Regions from separate parts of the Homo sapiens genome. Here region 2 is linked to region 1. The links are chromatin contacts, found by Hi-C in ENCODE. All regions are on one chromosome and are shown on one strand. Each heading gives the region's core, a stretch centred on a gene start or an enhancer-like site at or near the end of the contact. The rest is flanking DNA. Distances are from core to core; before and after follow the strand shown.

Region 1 (4,871 bases), core at 879-3,378:
GTCTCTACTAAAAATACAAAAATTAGCTGGGCGTGGTGGTGGGCACCTGTAATCCTAGCTACTTGGGGGGCTGGGGCAGGAGAATCGCTAGAACCTGGGAGGCGGAGGTTGCAGTGAGCCAAAATCGAGCTACTGCACTCCAGTCTGGGTGATAGAGGGAGACTCCATCTCAAAAAATAATAATAAAAATAAAATTAAATGCAAGAAAGATAAAATAAAGCAGGTAAGAGGAATATGAAGTGTTAGCAGGTGGGAGGAACAGGTAGAAATTTTAGGTAAGGGAGGTCTCACTGAAAAGGCAATATTTGAGAAAAGAAGCAAGTAAGTGTTCTTTTCTTTTCTTTTTGCTTGTTTTTGAGACAGAGTTTCACTCTGGCTGGACTAAACAGCTCACTGCAGGCAGCCTCTGCCTCCCAGGTGATCCTCTCACCTCAGCCTTCCCAGGTAGCTGTACTACCAGTGTGCACCACCATGCCTGGATAATTTTTTTGTATTTTTTTGGAGAGACAGGGTTTCATTGTATTACCCAGACTCATCTTGAACTCCTAAACTCAAGTGATCCACCTGCCTCAGCTTTCTTAAGTGTTGGGATTGCAGGCATGAGCCACCGTGCCCAGTCTTATTTTCTAACTATATAGTTAGAAAATGTATATTTATTTACTTATATTTATATTTGTTAAAATGTATATAATTGGAATATATTATATATTAGAATTATACATATTAGAATAATATATATATTAGATCCTTTAAAAAAACTTAATGAGATGGTTCCTAGGTTAGGAGGTAAACTTATAGTTAACTGTATTCTTGATAAAAAATTAGGATGATTTTATATATATATACACATGCTATTATTATATATAGCAAACTAATGTATATAATATATATATACCATTATATATATACACACACCTATATATGTAATTTAAATTTATGATGACAGTGGATTTGGGCATGCAAGTGTGACAGACTTTCTCTCACTCCTTCTACACCACACACCCACCCCTACATATGTAGCTACATGTGTGTGCTCAAATATATAGTGGTGTATATATAGCATCCTGATTTTTTGCCAAGAAGAAAGTTAGCTATAAGTTTACCTTCTAACCTAGGAATGATCTCATTAAGTTTTTGTTTTGTTCTGTTTTGTTTTTAAGACGGAGTCTCGCTCTGTCGCCCAGGCTGGAGTGCAGTGGCGCCATCTTGGCTCACTGCAAGCTCCGCCTCCCAGGTTCAGGCCATTCTCCTACCTCAGCCTCCCGAGTACCTGGGACTACAGGCGCCCACCACCACGCCTGGCTAATTTTTTTGTATTTTTAGTGGATACGCGGTTTCACCATGTTAGCCAGGATGGTCTGGATCTCCTGACCTCGTGATCCACCCTCCTCGGCCTCCCGAAGTGCTGGGATTACAGGCGTGAGCCACCGCGCCTGGCCTATTAAATTTTTTTTTAAAGGACCTAATATAGATTGATATTCAAGTTGAGCCAGAGCTATAAAAAGCTAAGTACCTCTGTCTATGAAATTATTTTCAACTAATTCCTTTGATTCTGTGATACTTCGATGTTTGCTGTTATAGCGAGATGAGGATAATGTGCTGAATTTTATAGTTGTTGCAAAAAGCCCACAGCAGCAACACTGGGGCCCCACAGACACACATCCAAGATCATGACATAGCTCAGGAGACAGCACACACACACACACGCAGCTATATACGTAGGGGTAGGTGTGTGGTGTAGAAGGAGGGGGAGAAAGAGAAAGTTCTCTGTCACATTTGCACGCCCAAATCCACTGTCATCACAAATTTAAATTGGATACGGTGCAACATTGTCTGTCAAAATAAAACTGTAAGAGTAAGTAAAGAGAGAACTTTTTAATTCCCTGAATGATTTTGGGCAAGCAGTAGTAGGCTTTTTGATGCCTAATACAGAATGATTAAGAAATAAAAGTTAACACTGATATGGACTGCATTCTGTAGTATGTGAACACAAAAAGGATACTTTCCTAATTGGATACAGTATTCAAAATTCCACAAGTTCTGAAGTCACTGTGTGAGACCACAGGTTACAGGCTTTTCTGAGAGACACTCTGCCTCCCCCTGCCTCACCCTGGATGCATAGCACTCCTTGATTTGTAAAATACTCATTCCAGTCAAAAGGGAAGTGTCCTTTTGTGATCCCTGGCATCACTTCCTGTTTTTCCTTGTAAACTTCCCACCCAAGCTGTGGCATTATTGGGATCATTGCCCGAAGTAACTTTCCATTACATTGACAAGTCAAGTGCATACATCTGATTTGAGTGTCATCCTTCCTCCAGATTTCAAAAATTCTACTGCAAATTAAACAACCCAGCTCTTGTGATCCCTGTTGAAAGTTTTATCTTCTTAAAGATCATTCTGAAAAATGAAATTTTTTCATGTCACACAATTTTGATTAATGGATCCTTTTTTTTTCCTGTAACTTTTCAGAATTTGTAGACTTCTTAAACCTAATTTATTTTAAAAGCACACAGTAAGATGTCTCTTCCCATTAAAATAAAAATATATTTCTCTTCTGGATTATCAACCTATAAGCTATATTGCTAAACTTTTAGCTTTACATGATTTATAGTAGTCAAATGATTACTGCCCTAAGCATTAATTTCACTATAGAGCTATTAAAATATTTAATTAGAGTCACTGATAATTTAGGATGTATAATAAAATTGTTGTCAAGGCCATGTTGTAAATTCTGATTATGTTTGTAGATGAGTGAGAAAAACTACCCTATGCTGAAATTTTTATAAATTTTGAAATTATGGGGATTATATATATATATATTACATATATATTTTATTTTGTAAAATAAAATATGTAAAATAAATATATATATAGTTTTTTGAGATGGAGTCTCGCTCTGTTGCCCAGGTTGGAGTGCAGTGGTGTGATCTCAGCTCACTGCAATCTCCACCTCCTGGGTTCAAGTGATTCTGCTGCCTCAGCCTCCCAAGTATCTGGGATTACAGGTACGTGCCACAGTGCCCAGCTAATGTTTGTATTTTTAGTGGCGACGGGGTTTTGCCATGTTAGCCAGGCTGGTCTCAAACTCCTGACCTCAGTGATCTGCCCGCCTTGGCCTCCCAAAGTTCTGGGATTACAGGTGTGAGCCACCGTGCTCGGCCTATTTATTTATTTTTAAACATTTCATGTATATAGTAGTGAGGTTATGTTAATTGTGCATAATTTACGAAAATGCTAAATATTTTGCTTTTTAAAAATCTTTCTGAACTTGAGCAGTGTTATCTTTAAGTACAATGTTCTAGTTTATTACAAACCCAAAATGTAATCCTATATCAGAATCTTTCCTTTGTGTTATATATTTTATTGTCTCCACAAAAATGTTTTATTAAAAAAAAAAGACTCCAAGAGTCTAGCTATAGTTCATGTATGCAGGCAAGAGGTGGGAATTCTCTGTGAATGTCAAATAGAAGTTAATACAAACCCATGTAGTCATGTTTACTCAGGTGCCAAAATCCAGATCATTCTGTTATGAGTTCATCTTCTAAATATATGGCTCTGGCTATCTGCGGATCATCCACCCTCCTGTTACCTACTTGTGCAAGGAAGTCAAAATGAACCCACAGAGATGGGGTATCTGTCGGTTGTTCTCTATGGTATCATACCTGTTTATTTGTGTGGCTAGTAGAGACTAAACTTCCTCAGTAGATTTTTATGACTTAAATTATAGGGTAATATATTTATTCTGTTTTAAGTAACTCCGTGTAAATGGTGGCCACGGCGATAGCTTAATGTGCGTTTTTGTTTTTGTTTTTGTTTTACAGATAAACACTGTCAACTTTTTATTGAGCTACCTACAGTATTTTTGCTATGCATATCTGTATATCTCTTTTGCAAAATTAAGATTGCATTTTCATAATTTTATAAACTATTTTTCTTACTTAACAATATATTGTGAAATTTCACAAGGCTTTCCCCCAATATTGTAAAGTGTTTTCATGAATATTATTTTAATGTACTAGATTGAAACATATAGAATTAGTAATATTTAATGTTTTTTAACCTATAGTGTACTTTTTTTTTTTTTTTACTAGAGAAGGTTTGTGTAAATTAGCAGTACATTTATTTCTTCTCATTTCAGAAATAGCAAAAATGTATGCAGGAAATGGGGGAAGCCAGAAGACCTTGCAACCTGGCAGCCAGTGGTCAGATGTCATTTCAGAGATTTGGGAAGGTTTCAACTATTGCTTTTAAGATACACCTATGCCTAAACACCACTAGAAATGACACAACTTATTTCTATCCCATAGGCTTGAAATAAGTAAGAGAGAGTTGCTATGAATTTGGTTAAAAGAGTAAACCTAGTGAGAAAAAAAGTAGTTTAGATGGTCGTCATTTTGACATCAAATGATGGCAACCAAATAAGGTTATTTTCACCATCATACCATCAGAAAAGAAAGATTCGGGATTTGGAAATCAATGAAAGCAGCCAGAAAACTTCCCTATTGTGCAACAAACAAGACGTGGAAACACTCGTGAGTTGACTCTACTCAGAGGTCCAGAAAAATAAAGGTTGACACTAAAATAACTTTGGCTTACATACGACTCATGGCAAATGCTAAATAATGAAAAAATATGCCTTTCAGGTCTAAAATTTTCTGGGTTGTGAGAAAACATGAAGCATAAATCATATCAAACTATTCCTGGCATTAGGCCTTCAGGATGCATTTGTTTGAAATCAAGGGCCAAATTGCCTGGAAGAGCGAAAACTGCTAGATGCCAGCTGAGGCGGAATGCCAGCCTTGGAACTGACACATCATTTCTGGAGAGATCCATATGCACGACCCTAGTTTGTCTTCAAAGTGGTTCCCTTG
Region 2 (4,871 bases), core at 1,156-3,655, 170 kb before region 1:
AGAAGGATCTCTGCCAAAAGCCACCAAGCCACACTTAGGTAATTATAATAAACAAGTTGGGGCTCTCATTTCACATGCAGAGCTGAATGAAGCAGAGCTGTGGTCACAGGGATCCCAGTTGCTCCTCCATTAGCAATGGCACATTAATGCTCCCTCATGTCTCTGCCCACCTTTAAACACTTTTTTTTTAAAGGAAGTAAATCCGGTCACTCTTTAGCATGTGAAGGGGTGCAGCTTTCTTCTGAAACCACCATCAACAACATAAACAAATTAGAGGTAGTAAACCACACCTTCTGCCCACACATAAACCACAGTCCTCACCAGAGGGCAGTCTACTTAATGTGAGAATAACAGCCCAGTTTTATAAGCCTCTACTGGGAATAAATTCCAGTTTCACTGGTTAGAGCAAGGTTAGGCAGCTAGAGCACAGTCTCTCCTAGGTTACATGTTGGGAGAGACCAAACCAATTCTCAGAGTGTCTTTCCAGGAAATACATTTTATAAGCTTTTGGCACACCAAATTTTGACCACCTTCTGGTTTCTACTATGTAGAACTGGGATTGCTTGAGTGGAATGGACCTGGGGATGAACTTGTCCAACATGCTTATTTTATGGATAGGGAAACAGAGACCCCAAGCAGCTATGACTCTCAGCCTCTGCCTCTCAAGGTTACTCCAGGGTTCAGCAACATATTGACGCAAGCACAACTCCATGCCAGGACTTGTGACCCTCCTGCTTTCTCCAAATGCAAATGGCATAGTTTACAATCCTCCATCTTGACCCATATGGGAGTTGTAAAATATTCTCTATACCTTCCTGATGCTGATATACTTCCTTTCTTGACAATGGTTAGTCCTCAACTAATGTGTCCAGCCCTAAACTAATGTGTTCCGTCATCAGTAAATTCCTGACTGTGATAGTCTTTTCTTAAATACCTGTTTAAACAGTAATTTAGATAAGAATGTCCCATTTGTGTGCAACAGGAAATGCCTGCCTTCTTTTAGATATGCTGGCAAATAATTACTGTAGATATGGCTGGAATACTGAAAGGCTGTACTCTGGTCATTTCAGATTGCCTGAGGAGTAACCACCCAGTCTGCTGCAGCATGAATTCAGGACGGTTCTACTTTCCTCTAAATGAATCTGAAGGAAAATCACTTTGGGGACATAGAAAGCTTATGAAGAAAAAGCCCATCAGGTCCATCAGAGGTTGCTAAAAGTCTCTCAAAAATTTGTACTGGCAAAAGAAAGTAGAGGCACATAGCTAAAACATAAAAGAAAAACTATCTATCTGATATGTGATAAGTCTGTTCTTACCTGGTCATTCCAGTGGATATTGGTGACGGTGGCTCCTTAACAACAGAATAAGCCAAACATTAACCAGCTCATGTTTTCCTTTGGAATAGTACTCACAGAACTTTAATGTCTTTGCGTTAGCTCTTTTAGATTCAGTAACTAGATACCAAATGGCTTTACTGGTACCTCAAGTATGAATTTTCTAGCAATTTCTTTCCATTACCTTTTGACAAAAGCTTAGTTCCATCTCTGAAGAGAAAGTTTTGGAAGAGGCGAAGCCCATTTTTTAATAGCTTAGGAGTACTAGTTTAATTCCCAAATCATATTTATTTAGTGAAATGTCTGTGAAATTCCTAGAGGAGTGGAAAATCTCTTAACCAGATTTAAAAGCCACAGGACATGCAACAGTATGCCGCAATACCAGGAGAAAAATAAAAGTTTGCTCATTGATTTAGTCCCTTATTTTCCATCCGTATCACATTCTTTGCCATCTCCCTTGCTATCTTGCCCCCAATACTTCCATTCTGAGTCTTTTTGACAACTCGTATATGAAATATTTTTAGGAAACACTGGGGAAAAGTTCCATAAGGAAGACATGGAATAGCATGGTACTATGAAGTAGCAAATACTAAAAGTGCAAGGAAGCTTAGAGGGTCATTAAAAAAATTCTAGTGCCAAGCCATGTTGATAGATTATTTCCAAACATAATGGTCGTATCTAGAGACACGGGTTCTACAGATTCAGTCCAGTGTCCAAACACTCCATTTAAGTCTCTTTTCTTCTCACTCCCCTCTGGAGCAGGACATGCTAAAGACTATGCCCATCAGCAGTTCCCATTCTATTCAATGTCTCTGTTTTCTAAGCCTGTAATTCTGCACCCTTGCTACAGTCCTTCACAGCTTGTTTAAGTCAGTTTTCTGGAAATTCATTTTCCCTACTTTTACTAGTTTCCTTTCTTCGTTTCTTTGGGATCTTAAATTTCATTATCTTGGGGCCATTCTCATAGAAGATTTTGCTGGCCAGTTCATAGCCTCCTTCTTTGTTCTGTTTGTGCATCTGGCATTAGTTGAGCTCCACCCTTTTCCCCAAGCCCAGCACGTGTTTATTCACTGTGTTACTGGTGCAGAAGAGCTGGCTCCCGAAGTCCTCTGCTTTCTCACAAACAAGCCTCTGTAACTGCTCTGGAATTGTCCTAACAAGGGAAGAAGAGCATGTCCAGTTTTAATTTTGTAAGGAAATTGATGTCTTCCCCCTCCCTTCCCTGCCGCACTGTTAGCAGGCATCAGCTCATGGACTTGTGCTCATGTGCTCACGTCCTACCAGGAGGTCCCTAGTGGGGCTTTGAGGTTTGGCCGAGCTGTTCTCCTCCTAGAGCAGGGCACACATCCTCCGCTCTCAGCCACGTGTAATCCTTCCTGTCTGCTTGCAAGTTGGGCACAAAGTACTGGCGCTTGGGCCCACCCTCTTCTTTAGTAGCAATTAACCTTTACTACAGAGCTTCCTTTGAAGTTTGCTCATGTTTTTATTACAAAACTGCAATGAGGAACATAATGGGGGGAAATGTCTAAATTTCTGAGTTACCTAATCTGTTCAATTCCCTAGTTGAGCTCCTCTTGGCAGTTGTTTCATGTAGTTATGATCTCAACCAGTCTGCCTGGGATCTCAAATCATGTTTCTGTCTCAGCCTATTTTTAAGATTAGGGAGCTATTACACACACACACCCCTACACACAGATTGCAAATACACATGGATGTGTGTATTATATGCATATATGTGTACAGTTGAGTATAAATAATTAACTTCTTAATAACTACAGAAATCAGTCTTACTTTATAGTCAAAGTATGTATATATGCTCTTAATATTAAACTTTTTAGTTGCTGAATATTTTCTATCAATGAACTAATGTGAAGAGTAGAGAGAAAAATTATTCATGTTACTATCACTAATGATAATGCTGAGTGATAAGTATTATGATGGGCATTAATGGTGAAACTCAGGATTTTGAATGGCATCTGACCAGATTTGCAGTTAAACTAGGCGGAAAGGCCAAAAGAAACAAATGGTGAGTTATATAAAACCCACAAAAAGAGAAGGCATTTAGGCCAGCCTTGCAAATAAGAACCGAAGAATTACGAGTGAAATGGCATTTTTTTCTAGCCTGCCGTTCACAGGCGCTCAAATAAATGAAATCATTTTTTTTTCTGCTTTTCACTCAGCAGTAAATCACTCATTGGTAATCCAAGGTTGGTAGAAAAGCAACTATGAAACTCAAAGAAAATTCAAGGGAATCTTTTTTTCCCTTCTGTAGGTAAGGACTTTGTAAGAAAAATGTAAAAATCACAAAAGACATATAGACTTAGTTCCATAAAAGTTAAAAAAAATCGAAATACCAAATGGCAAATTGTCTACTAGGAAATTTTAAAATACAATATCCAAGGGCTAATTTATTTATCATTAATAAGACAGACATGAAAGCCTAATTAAAAGTGGGCAAAAACAATGAACAATTTGCAAATAAAGAAGTTTGAATGACAAATAAGAATATTTAGTTTCTGTAATCAACTGAGATGTGAATTAAGCAGTAATAGATATATAATTTTCTTTATTAAAAACAAGACATAATAATAAATGCCAGTATAATTGGTAGAAGTGTAAATTGCTATACACTTTCTGAAAAGCAATCTGTCAATACCCACTAAGTTTTCTTATAGGAATCTAACCTAAGGAAATTGAAATGGATGACAATAAAAATTTATGTTAAGGAAGGCTCATTTTCATGATATTTATGATATCAGAAAATTAGAAGCAACATAAATAAAATCCATGGAAGTAGTTCAGCTGTTGTGGATTCCTATAATGGAATATTATAAAGCAATTAAATGTAGTTTTAGAAAATAGTAAAATACACATAAGGAAGGGTTTATAATAAACTATAATCCAATGAAAAAGTCAAAAGCCAAAGTATTCACACATTATGGCTACGATTTTGATAAAACAAACAAACTTTAAAACATATCTTTAAGGATCGAAAAACAAGTTGCCTAAGAGTTAAAGGGAGGACTGGGTTTGGACACCCAGCTAGTCTCAGCTGACTTTGGATATATTGAATATCAGGTCCTACATCTGGAAAATGGAAGATTATTCTTATCATCATTTTCTCAATGGATTGTTTTGAGCATTAAAATGAGAAAATGTGGATACATCTATGGAAGTTACTATTATTGGTATTATTTCTGCAATTTCTTCTCTTTGAAGGTTCTGATATGTTTCCAAAATGGAATACTTCTGAAGTGGAAACCTATGGTAGTTATTCAAAGACACATATAAATAAATATAATCTAATCAAAATGTGGCCTTTCCCTTGGTCTCTGAGGAAATTAGAACACTTAAAATTTGAATTGAAGAGGTTGACTTCCAAGAGCAATTTCCCAAATCATTTGTCTCAAATCCAACAATATGCTTGTCTTTCTTTCCTCACTCAGTTAATGACATGCCTAAAGGATGCATGAAGCAAATTACAGTAGCAGACAGCTCAGCTCCAAGAAGTTACAAGTGTTATTTATCTTTATGGGA

The links. Hi-C counts contacts between places; a loop is a spot of excess contacts on that map. Pooled maps may share reads with other maps.
Region 2: a map of endothelial cell of umbilical vein shows a loop between it and region 1 (8-fold over the local background). The contact joins two enhancer-like sites. A Hi-C loop is called at or near these places in 9 of 168 maps with a recorded cell type or tissue (Caco-2, Calu3, IMR-90 and 6 more) and 10 of 50 pooled maps.

The regions. Positions count from the first base shown.
Region 1 is chr3:169,215,793-169,220,663 of GRCh38, reverse strand. The region is part of intron 2 of MECOM (MDS1 and EVI1 complex locus); the gene reads left to right. Among named protein-coding and RNA genes, the nearest start is that of LINC01997, 220 kb to the right of the region's middle. Within about 2 kb of position 2,128, at least 2 of the 41 ENCODE cell types and tissues checked have a DNase peak (open chromatin) inside an H3K27ac peak, as active enhancers do; they include endothelial cell of umbilical vein, where a contact is called at or near this core.
Region 2 is chr3:169,385,890-169,390,760 of GRCh38, reverse strand. All of the region lies in intron 1 of MECOM (MDS1 and EVI1 complex locus), which reads left to right. Among named protein-coding and RNA genes, the nearest start is that of MECOM-AS1, 60 kb to the left of the region's middle. Within about 2 kb of position 2,405, at least 14 of the 41 ENCODE cell types and tissues checked have a DNase peak (open chromatin) inside an H3K27ac peak, as active enhancers do; they include endothelial cell of umbilical vein, where a contact is called at or near this core.